Regions from separate parts of the Homo sapiens genome. Here all the other regions are linked to region 1. The links are chromatin contacts, found by Hi-C or POLR2A ChIA-PET in ENCODE. All regions are on one chromosome and are shown on one strand. The core of a region is the stretch at or near the end of the contact, and the rest is flanking DNA. Distances in the headings are between cores, read along the strand shown. Region 1 holds the start of JMJD7-PLA2G4B (JMJD7-PLA2G4B readthrough). Region 2 has its middle 36 kb from the start of PLA2G4D. Region 3 overlaps EHD4 (EH domain containing 4).

Evidence for each region. Hi-C counts contacts between places; a loop is a spot of excess contacts on that map. ChIA-PET counts read pairs that join two places held with the same protein, here RNA polymerase II (POLR2A). Pooled maps may share reads with other maps.
Region 2: a map of cardiac septum shows a loop between it and region 1 (3-fold over the local background). The contact joins the enhancer-like site here to the promoter of JMJD7-PLA2G4B in region 1. A Hi-C loop is called at or near these places in 4 of 168 maps with a recorded cell type or tissue (CD4-positive, alpha-beta T cell, cardiac septum, heart left ventricle and 1 more) and 15 of 50 pooled maps. POLR2A ChIA-PET finds 5 or more read pairs at or near these places in 1 of 52 experiments (activated CD4-positive, alpha-beta T cell).
Region 3: a loop to region 1 is called in a pooled map, with 3 times the contacts of the local background. The contact joins the enhancer-like site here to the promoter of JMJD7-PLA2G4B in region 1. A Hi-C loop is called at or near these places in 1 of 168 maps with a recorded cell type or tissue (psoas muscle) and 2 of 50 pooled maps. POLR2A ChIA-PET finds 5 or more read pairs at or near these places in 3 of 52 experiments (HepG2, WTC11 and activated naive CD4-positive, alpha-beta T cell).

The regions. Positions count from the first base shown.
Region 1 is chr15:41,826,070-41,829,775 of GRCh38, reverse strand. JMJD7-PLA2G4B (JMJD7-PLA2G4B readthrough) reads right to left here and starts at 1,684. Exons shown (of 25, transcript NM_005090.4): 1 at 1,588-1,684. The coding sequence starts at 1,651. It overlaps MAPKBP1 (mitogen-activated protein kinase binding protein 1), which reads right to left. Exons shown (of 31, transcript NM_014994.3): 31 at 1,921-3,706. JMJD7 (jumonji domain containing 7) reads right to left here and starts at 1,684. Exons shown (of 8, transcript NM_001114632.2): 1 at 1,588-1,684. The coding sequence starts at 1,651. RefSeq lists a silencer at 1,707-1,796 and enhancers at 1,531-1,825, 1,857-2,086, 3,132-3,706.
Region 2 is chr15:42,056,500-42,060,205 of GRCh38, reverse strand. No RefSeq gene overlaps it. Among named protein-coding and RNA genes, the nearest start is that of PLA2G4D, 36 kb to the left of the region's middle. Within about 2 kb of position 2,090, at least 21 of the 41 ENCODE cell types and tissues checked have a DNase peak (open chromatin) inside an H3K27ac peak, as active enhancers do.
Region 3 is chr15:41,956,635-41,960,340 of GRCh38, reverse strand. All of the region lies in intron 1 of EHD4 (EH domain containing 4), which reads left to right. LOC124903477 (a long non-coding RNA gene) reads right to left here. Exons shown (of 2, transcript XR_007064603.1): 2 at 3,676-3,706. Among named protein-coding and RNA genes, the nearest start is that of EHD4, 14 kb to the left of the region's middle. RefSeq lists an enhancer at 2,948-3,067. Within about 2 kb of position 2,145, at least 4 of the 41 ENCODE cell types and tissues checked have a DNase peak (open chromatin) inside an H3K27ac peak, as active enhancers do.

The DNA.
Region 1 (3,706 bases), core at 435-2,934:
AAATACATGGAAACTGCCATTTTTTCACCCTTTGGACTTCTGCAATTAGGGATTTGTTTTACTTGCTCACCATTTCCTTTAGAGAATGGCTGCTTTCCTCTCCTGGGGCTTCCAAGTGAGAAAATTTCAAAAGGGATCCAAACAATTGCTTTGACCCCATAACTCTGCTAAGAATTTAACAAGGCCGGGAGCAGTGGCTTATGTGTTCCATGGCGTTCCAAAACTTTGGAATGCTGAGGTGGAAGGATTGTTTGAGGAATCTGAGACCAGCCTTGTCTCTACTAAAATTCAAAAAAATTAGCCAGGCGTGGTGGCGCATGCCTGTAGTCTCAGCTACTCCCAGGTGCTGAAGCAGGAGGATCTCTTGAACCTGGGAGGTCGAGGTGCAGCGAGCTATGATCGTGCCACTGCACTCCAGCCTGTGTGACAGAGTAAGACCCTGTCTCAAAAAATATAAAGTATTTAACCAACAAACATACTCACACATGCGCAGAAGACGCTGCTCCTGCAGACTGGCTTCTTCACTGTTTCCTAAACACATCAGGCATACTCCCAAAGAGGGCTTTGCCTGCACTTACCTTCTAACCTACTTCTTCTACTCTACAATGTACTCATTCAGTACACCTGTGGTTGATTGTCCACGTTCTCACTTAGAATGTAACAGGACATAGACTGTAAAAGACAGATTTGTTTTGTTCAGTGATGTATCTCAAACACACTGAACAGAGCCTGGCACACAGAGATGCTGAATAAGTATTTGTTAAATCAATCCTCAAAGTATTCGTTGCAGCATTATTGAAAACAACGGATTGGACATGACCTAAATGACTAAGTGAATACAGCACTAGCACACAGACGTGAAAAAGACTGAGGTAGAGGAATGTGAAATGATCTCCAAGATACACGGTGCAGAAGAGTGTGTTTAGCAGGCTACTATTTGTACAAAAAAAGGGTAAAAAGTCGTGTGTGCACGGATATAAACAATCTTTCTGTAAGAATGCAAACTGGGGCTGGGAGGAAACCTTGCTTCATTTACATTGCGTACCACTGTATATTACATACCCATCACATACACATGAGCCTGTGTTGCTGTTCAGTGGTAAGAAATCATTTAAAAATAGAAAAAAGAAGGAAGGAGGGAAGAGAGAAAGAAAGAAAAGGAATAAAAACCAAGCAGGGGAAGAGCCAGGGACCATTTGGTCAGCCTGCAATCCTCCCAAAGTGCGACAAGGGAGTTGAGGTCGGAGGTGGGGCGCGTGGGGGAGGAATCCGACCACCAGCTGTGTGCCTTCGATGAGCTTTCAACAAGGGTAACAGCAAGCTGCTCAAGACTGTAGGAAACACAGGGCTTCGCCGCGACCACGGTCAAGACGGCACCGGGCCTTGGGAACAACGTGAACAGAATCACCCAGGAAGCCGCGGGAGCGCGCGAACACGGGAGAAGGGAAGCAGGTTGCCACAGAAGAGCAACCCGAGCGGGGCCTCAGGGCAGTCGCACACACGAGGTTCCGAGCCCCCGGTGTCAGCGGCATCCCAGGGCCCCTCCCGTGTTCGGAAATCGCCGCAGCCTGTGGGAGAGCCACTCACCCCTTGCAGCGGCCGGGAATTCTCGTAACTCGCTCCGCACGGCTTCCAAAGCCGCCTCCGCCATGGCTGCGTCAGCGCCGGCCGAGACCCCGCCTTTCCCCGACGCCCCGCCGCAGGCCACACCCCAAGCACTCGCCCCGCCCTCCCCAGAGTCCCCGCCGCAGGCCACACCCCCAGACCCTCGCCCCGCCCTTCCAGAGGCACCCGCCGCAGGCCACACCCCCAGCACCCCGCCCCGTCCTGCCCCTGGACACACACCGGGTTCTGCCACCGAAGCGGTGGAGCGACTGGCAGCGCCCGCTTCGGCCTGCCCCACTGGCCGGCATCCCAGGGTTAACAAACAATTGTGTTTATTGACAAGTTCATACATCAGTACAAACGGGCACGTTAAAAACAGCGCCCCCGCCCCATGCAGCCGAGGATGAGGCAGGAAGCGCCGCGACCTGCACAAAGTATAAAAGTTATAAATAAGGGGCTTTCAAAACAAGGCGGGGGCAAATCTGGAGTGGGGCGGCGGTTGCCGGTGGCCTCAGACATGCAGAAGGGGACGGGGCGCCGGCCGGGCCACGAGGCCCCCCACCCACATGGGGCAGAGGGCAGGAAAAGGGCGGCCACATTCTCACAAACTTCTGGCGAAGGGTAGCTCCCTCCTCGTGAAGGACCTGGCCCAGAGGGCGAACCTGAGTCCCACCTGCGGTGGGCGCGGCTGGTGTGGGAAGTCGGGGCACAGCAGGCACGGGCCCGCCCCCGCCGCCGCGGGAGTTCCAGGGCCATGCGGGTGGCGATGCTAGAGGAGTGGGGAAGGGCCAGGTTTGGAGCAGCTCAAGCGCACTCAGGCTGATGCCCCGGAGCTGGGAACCTTTTGTAACCCTTTTTCTTTTTTTTTTTTGAGATGGCGTGTAGCTTTGTCACCTAGGTTGGAGTGCAATGGCGCGATCTCGGCTCACTGCAACCTCCACCTCCACCTCCAGGGTTCAAGCGATTCTCCTGCCTAAACCTCCCGAGTAGCTGGGATTACAGGCGCCCACCACCACGCCCAGCTAATTTTTTTATTTTTAGTAGACAGGGTTTCACCATGTTGGCCAGGCTGATCTCGAACTCCTAACCTCAGGTGATCCACCCGCCTCGGCCTCCCAAAGTGCTGGGATTACAGGCTTGAGCCACCACACCTGGCCCAGAACCCATTTCTTTATAAGCCTCTGCCTATGGCGCAGCAGGGCGGGTGAAGGGGCTCTCGTGGCCTGAAGCTGTGGTAAAGCTGCTCTGACTTACCTGCAGCAGAGGGGAGCAGTAGGGCCCAGAAAAACCTTTCCTCAACTCTTCAACTGCCTCACGACATGGTCCCACTCTACCTCCTAGGGTCCCCTATCTCCTTTCCCTCACCCCTAATTACTGCCCTTTTACATTCTAACTTATCCCCTCACCTCTGCCACTTACCTGTCCCATCTACCACTTTTCTAGTGTCTCCTTTGGCCCCAGCACCTCCCTCCTCTCAAACTCCAGTATCCAGCACACCCGTGGGTGCCCAGCACTGCCTTTGAGGAGGCTCCTTCTACCTAAACCAGGTGTCCTATGGGCTATCTCGTATCAGCTAGGCTGTGGACACCAAGAATCCAGAATCTGGGTTCACTTAGTGTACTGCACCCCTTTTCTGCTCCCTGATAGGTGTTCCACATAAGCCAGGGTGGTGAAGCTGAGGCAGGATGTGAGGAAACCAGGCACACAGCAGCCAGCCAGATACTCTAGCAACCAACACTCAACAGCGTGCTGTGCAGGTAGGTGTGTGTGTGTACATGTGTGCACGTGCATGCGTGTGATCTCATCTGTGGCTGAGGTCCTCAGGAGGTAGGCCAGCGCCCCGTAAACGAGGGATGTTCCAACACAGGCTTCTGACTAAGCATCATTCAGGATGCAGGGAGAAGGTGGCCTCTGGGCTCCAGCAGCCGGCTGGGGTCCAGGGTGGAGGACAGGGAAGAACAAGGGGCTGAGGAAAGGAGGCCAGAGCTTCATGTTTGCCCAGGTGAGGGCTTACTGTCCTGCAGCAACATCCCACAGCTGGCTCAAGTTCTGGCCAGGAGAGTAAGGGGTCACAGGGAAATACAATGCTGGGCCCCTCTTG
Region 2 (3,706 bases), core at 841-3,340, 230 kb before region 1:
ACAATGGCCACTCCGCAGCACTGCTGGAGGGATGACGCTGAATACTGTATGTGAAGGGTGTGGCACGGTACCAGACACAGGAAGTACTTGATAAATGGTAGTTCTTTAAAAAATTTTTATCATTATTTTAGAGATGGACTTGTATCCTGATTAGATACAATGCCATGGAGATGGAGCACTTTTATTCACATAAATGATTACTGGTCTAAGTATAAATTATGTCCTGGGTTGTGACACTTGCTATAATGCCCGGTTTGAAAAACAGCAATTAACTTTTTCTGAGGTAAGATTGCAGTTCAGGTGGCTGCCACCAGGGGGCTGTGTTGCCAAGTGACGGTGTTGCCAGGACAATTAATTGCCTGGAGTAGTGGTCCCCAAGAGCACAGAGCATACTCGTCACTCCGTAAAACTTTCCACAAAATACGCTCTTATTTATAGAAGTCCTGCTATGTTGCTTAGGCTGGTCTTGAACTCTTGGGCTCAAGCAATTCTTCTGCCTAGCTTCCCAAAGTGATGGGATTACAAGCATGAACCACTGCGCTTGGCTGAAATAATGCTTTTAAACTCATGTGACAACCTTATATATTAATTAGCAGCCAGCATTTACACATATATTCAAAGAAGAACATGATTCAAAGCAAAATTCAAAGACATAAATGCCTAGGTAAAGTCTCTCACAGTACTGTCACAACCCAATGGCACTTGGGACTTTCCTCTTCACGGCCAGGGTGTCTATCAACAGTAAAATGGGCAAATAATGTTTGGAGTATTCATGCAATGGAATATTATGCAGCCGTGAAAACAAACACTCTGTATTACACACAGTATGGATGGGTTTCATAAACATAATGTTGAATGTAAGAAGCAAGGCATGGAAGAATAAAATATTGAACAGTTGCATTGGTATAAAGTGCCAAAACTGATCAAACTAATTACAGTAGCAGAAATCAGGATAGCATTTACCTTTGGAAGACAGGTGTGCCATGATTGGAAGGAAGCCAAGGAAGGTTTCTAGGATGCTGGTGACGTTCTGTTTCTCCATCAGGATGCTTGTTACATGGGTGTATTCAAAAGGGAAACTTAATGAAGCTGCACATTTTTTTTCTTTATGCAGTATACTTTCTATTTTATTTTTTAAAAGTGAGGCTAAAAAATGAGATTCTTGGCCGAGTGTGCTGGCTCATGCCTGTAATTCCAGCGCTGTGGGAGGCCAAAGCAGGTGGATCACTTGAACTGAGGAGTTTGAGGCTGCAGTGAACTATGACTGCATCACTGCACTCCAACCTGGGCAACAGAGTGAGACCTTGTCTCTAAAAAATATATATATATAAATAAATAAATAGAAATGAGATCCTTAAAGAAAATAATAAATGCTGATAACATCATCAGTGTTATCTCTGAAAGGTGAACTTAAAGGTATCTTACATTCTGCTATTTCTATACATATTTATTTTCTTTTTTAAAACAAATTTTAGATTCTGGGGGTACATGTACAGGTTTGGGGTTACATGGGTATATCGCATGGTACTGAGGTTTGGGCCCTACCCAAGTAGCGAACATAGTACCCAATAGGCAGTTTGTCCACCCTTCTCCCACTCTCTCCCTCCCCGCTTTTGGAATTCCCGGTGTTTATTTTTCCCATCTTTGTGTCTGCCACTTACAAGTAAGAACACGTAGTATTTAGTTTTCTGTTTCTGTGTTAATTCAATTAAGGTAACAGCCTCCAGCCTTATCCATGGTACTGCAAAGGACACGATTTTGTTCTTTTTTATGGCTGTGTAGTATTCCATGGTGTATATGCACCACATTTTCTTTAATCTACTTTTGATGGGTGCCTGGGTTGATTCTATGTCCTTGCTCTTGTGAATAAACACTGCACACTCATAATTCATGCAGTTTTCTGTGTATATGTCTAGTTTTAAGAGTTTACTAAAGAGAAAAAATCTGAGGGTGTCATCATCTGCATAGTGGAGCACAGCAACCTGTGATTTGTGCCTGCCAAGTAAGTGTTCCTGTCACTCTTCTCTGTTGACAACTCCTGTCCAGCAGCCCTAGGAGAGAGGGTGTGACCAGGACTGGCCTATCTCAGTGTGTCATCTCCTTGCCACTGGGGATTGCCTCGGGGGGCAGACACCTAACTTGAGCAAGCCCATCTGAGCCCTTCCCTATTAGAAAGATTCCTGTTGAAAAAATTTCTCCCTTGATGTTGGGGTGGCTGAGCCTGGGCTGCCAGGGGCTGTATCCCCACCACTGGAGGAGGGCTGTCTACAGAAAGAGAGAGTGAGGCCAGTGGGTGAAGGGGGACAGAGGAGACAAGGGCAGGACAAACAGCCCTGGCCGCTGCCAATCCCAGGTTCTGTTCTTCTCCAACTTCCCAGAATCTTCCTTGTGTCAAACCTGTGAGTTAGTTCGGCCTCTTGCCCAGCTAGGTGAGGCAGTAAATTGCTTTTTATGCCTCAGCTTGTTCAGTTTGGCTCCTACCTATGACTAAGAGAGTCTTGACTAATCCATTACGCAACTGGGTGGATGGCAGGGCCACTTACTGAAGCAGGTACGGCCAGCGGAGGTGGAGAAAGTGTAAGCTGTGCGAGCCACATCATCCGGGAAGGGGCGGTCGCTCCTCGACGTCAGGAGGATGTCACAACCCTGACGCGGGTGTTTTACATCATCTTTGTCTAGGCTGGGGTGATGACTAGCCCCCAAGGTCACGATACACACTCACTCCCTACTCTGGAGTTCACCTTGAGATTACATTCTTTCTCATTAGTGATCGAATTGACTTCTAAGTCTTGAAGCCTTCAGCCTTTGAGCTCAGACACATTCCTTTCCCTCCTGGACTTCTGCCATCAGCGATAACCAGGAAAGTCCCAGGGATGCTGATTAACATCCCGAGGAAAGGAAATGGGACAACCTCCCGTCTCCAAGACTTTCTGCGGACCCCTCACTGCTTTTTCTCAGGGCCACACGGTGTCAGTGCTGAGACACCGACAAGCCTATGGCGTCGGTGGTGCCCGGCTCCTGTCACGCAGCACTGGTGAGGACACACAGACTCCATGTCGCGCTGGACGATCCGGGTAGCCTGGCCACGCGCCCCCCAGCGTCTGCTGCCTGGCTTGCCCTTTCTCGCCCGGTCTCTGGGAATGAAACCGGGAGGGCTTTGCAGAGCACAACCCGCAGGCTCTGTGCCGGGGCAGGTGGCTTTGCTCACCCACCATCCTCAGGCACATCCCCCAAGGCCGGCCCTGCCAGGGTGGCAGCTCAAAGAGTTTCTGCACCGCATTAGCAGCTGCGCCAGGCCCCCCGCTACTTTTCTCTTCTTTCTGCATTCTGCCCCTGGAGTGGTGGAAATTCTAACTTGGGCCAAGCTCTATCCCCATTTCCGACTCTGTGACGAGGAACTCTTAAGACGGGTAGGGGAGGACAGAAAGGTGCTGAGTCCATCACCCTAATAGCGGATTCTGGAAGGAAAGTTAGGAAAATCCCTCCCCTCACCTTCATGGGATACAAAACAGTCAATATATCTTATTTTTGTAAAAACGATCATTGTTATAACGAGATCATTTTAGACGTTGCGAATATATCTATGATATTCCTATGAATCAGTCCTGGCATTCGCCTAGGTTACTGAAGCAACACTTTCTGTACTGGGCAATTGGGCAGAAAAGACACTAACATTAATTGTGCCCTACTATTTGGCAGGCGTTAG
Region 3 (3,706 bases), core at 896-3,395, 130 kb before region 1:
TACATCAAAATGTTAAAAGTAGTCATTACCCAGTATTAATGTGGTCTCCTGTAAGCTATTTAACTTGGCATAAGCAGTTTTCTCCTCTATAAACTAGGAATAAAAATACCTGCTCCCATGGCAGTGAGGATGAAATAAGCTGAATGTGTGAAATGCATTATAAACTGTACAGTACGGCTTCAGAGTAACCTGTCATTTGTTAGTATCTAGAAGCAGTGATAGTGCAGGTCATACTGTTTTGCTAGGAAATATTTATATATCTTGGCCTATCTTGTAAGACTTTGGAAGTAATAAATGCTTGATTCTCCCACTTACTTTTCCTGGTGTGAAACACAAGGATAGATTAAACAATAGAAACTGCTTTTTTTTTTTTTTTTTTGAGGTGGAGTCTCACCCAGTCTGGAATGCAGTGGTGCAATTTTGGCTCACTGCAACCTCCGCCTCCCAGGTTCAAGCAATTCTCCTGCCTCATCCTCCCGAGTAGCTGGGATTACAGGTGCGCACCACCACGCCCGGCTAATTTTTGTGCTTTTAGTAGAGACGGGGTTTCACCGTGTTTGCCACAGGGTGGCCTTGAACTCCTGACCTCACATGATCCATCCACCTCAGCCTCTCAAAGTGCTGGGATTACAGGTGTGAGCCACCGTGCCCGGCCAGAAACTGCTCTTAAAACATCTTTCCAGGCTCAAATCAAATCAGAGTAGAAGTAGTAACTCTTCCTTTTCATCCCTCTCCTAGTGAAATAGTGGATCAAGTAAGTATTCTGAAGAAAAATATATTACATGAAACTTTCCAAAACTTATTTTAAAAATGTTTCAGGCAATAGCAATGAATTGAACCCCCAAACTCCATGCACAGATGCCAAGGTATGCACGAACATATTTTAAGATCTCGTTTATCATCACACAAACCATTTCTTTTTTTTTTTTTTTTTTTTTTTTTTTTGAGACAAAGTCTTGCTCTGTCACCCAGGCTGGAGTGCAGTGGCACGATCTCGGCTCACTGCAAGCTCAGCCTCCCGGGTTCACGCCATTCTCCTGCCTCAGCCTCCCGAGTAGCTGGGACTACAGGCGCCCGCCACCATGCCTGGCTAATTTTATTTTTGTATTTTTAGTAGAGACGGGGTTTCACCGTGTTAGCCAGGATGGTCTCGATCTCCTGACCTCGTGATCCGCCCACCTCGGCCTCCCAAAGTGCTGGGATTACAGGCGTGAGCCACCACGCCCAGCCCACACAAACCATTTCTTTAGATTTGGCTTGATAATTTAAAAATAATGCTCATACAACACTCAAAATATATGTGCCGTATTATTTTTAAAATCTTACATTTGTGTATTTGTTATGATTCACAGGACACGTTCCTGTAAACATTCCCAGTGGAACCCGTCGGCCTCTCAGGCTCTGATTTAGGGTGGGTGGTGTCCTCATAAGACTAGTAAGAAATCCTTCATCTTAATAAACCGCTTAACCCATTTGAGCCTTAGTTTCCTCATCTGTAAAATAGGGATAGAAATAGTACCTGCCCATAAGGTAGTTAGGATGAAATGAGACTATTCATGTAAAGACTTTAGCACATAACGAGTCCTCAAGCGTTAGGTATATTTATTTAAAGTGTAATGCTTTGCCCACTACTCCAGCATTTGTTTGAATAATGTGCCACTTAGATTTGTTTGGTTTTTATTCATTCTTAAGCTCATCGTTGAGAAGATGGTGCTTGGACATATTGAGAGTATCTCTGTTTTCAATATCTTGAGAGTTTTTTTTCTTCCCCTTGTCATAAATGACATTCACTTCTATGAAGTGAAAAAAAAAATTCTAGCCTAAGCAATGAAAAAAAGAAGACACCATCCATATATACTCTTGCATCAAAGTAGCTCTGTGAGCTTGGGCTGAATGCTGGCAACCGGGGTACCCCAGAGCCACTTGGATGAGTCTGAACTGGGGACCTCATCGGACCAGGACAAGGGGATGTCAGGTCTCCCATCCATCCCACCATCCCTTCCGCCCAGCTGCTTGGAATCCAAATGTCCATACCTTTTTATGTGGCTGGCTTGGCTCGAGAACCTTGGAGCAATCATTGCTGGAATTGGCAGGCCTCTCCGAGAACACAGGAAAGGGGGAGCAAAGTGGAGCCAAGGACAAAAATCAAGTCTCCAAAGCACAGGATGCCTGTGGAGGGGCTAATCAGCTCTGAATCACGGTGGTCTTCCTGTGTCCTCTTGTTCCTTTGAATTGTTGTTATTGCAGATAATACTAGAGTCCCTGAAACTCGTAGCTTTGGGAAAGCCTCTGAGGCACTCCCACCGTGAGAAATGTCTAACACAGTTGATCAGGCTGTCTATCCCGTGTGGCTGTGTGATTGACCCATTTATGCACATTGCACCTCAGCATCAGCTCAGACTCTTCCCTTCCAGCTTGCTGTGTGTGGATCCATCACTTCATTCTCCCTTTTTCCATGTCAGATACTTGGTGTCTTGGTTGTTCCGAGTTCCCTCACTGCACTGACATGTACCTGTTTACCCAGCAGTGTAACAGATGAATCTGAGTTTCTGCAGTCCCCCAGTGAAAAATCTTCTTCAGGGCAATCAGCTTAGAGTGTCATATGTAAAGTCAGGGATCTGCCAGGTCCTGCTTAGAGCACCAGGGAGCTGGGGGCAGTGTAGGACCCCAGGGTGATGGTGCTGTGCCTGGTGTAAGAGCAGAAGTCTGGGGCCAGGAGAAAGGGGCTGCAGGTTCTGGATCCTGCATGGCCACCCTGTGAGTTTGACCAGCAACAAGCCATGTTCCTGCACTAACCCTCAGTCTTGTCGCTTGTAAAGATAAGAGGCTGACTCAAATCATTCCTACCAGACTCCAGGTTTCTAAAGTACTGAGTATATAGACCATGCCCTGCAGGAAATGACAGCCCAAGAGAGGAGAGGAAACAGGCCCTCAAATAACACCAGCACGAGCTGTTAGAGGTCAACTCCGCAAAATCCCCATTTGAGTTTATTTTTTCTTTATTTATTTAGAGACAGGGTCTCACTCTGTCACCTAGGCTGGAGTGCAGTGACATGGTCACAGCTCACTGCAGCTTCAACCTCCCTGGGCTCAAGCGACCATCCCACCCCAGCCTCTTAAGTAGCTGGGACTACAGATGCACGCCACCACACCTGGCTAATTTTTGTATGTTTTGTAGAGACGGGGTTTCTCCATGTTGCCCAGGCTAGTCTCGAACTCCTAGGCCAAGCGATCCTCCCACTGCGGCCTCCCAAAATGCTGGAATTACAGGCACGAGCCACCGCTCCCAGCAAGACCCCCATTTTAAAGGCTTCTAACACATGGTGTCAAATTGCTTTTTAGTGAAGTTAGACCAACTTATTCCCCCACCAACATATATAAGGGTGTTTATCTCACAGGACCCTTGCCAGCATTGATGATTCCGAGTTTTCAAAAATTTGTTAATGTGCTCTGTCTTTACTGGTATTTCTTTGATGGTGAAATTGAACACTGAATGTTAACTTTGTATTATCTGTGAAAGTATCACCAAACAAATTGATAATGCAAGCAAGCTTTATAATACAGTAATTCTTCCTAATTCTAGTTCTTCCTCTGTGTCTGAGATCCAGAGATTGATTTACCAAGGTCACAGTCAAAGGGGGACACCTTTGACTTCAAATTATTTCACACTTGAAGCACACTTTAAAAATGATTTATTGTTAAAGGT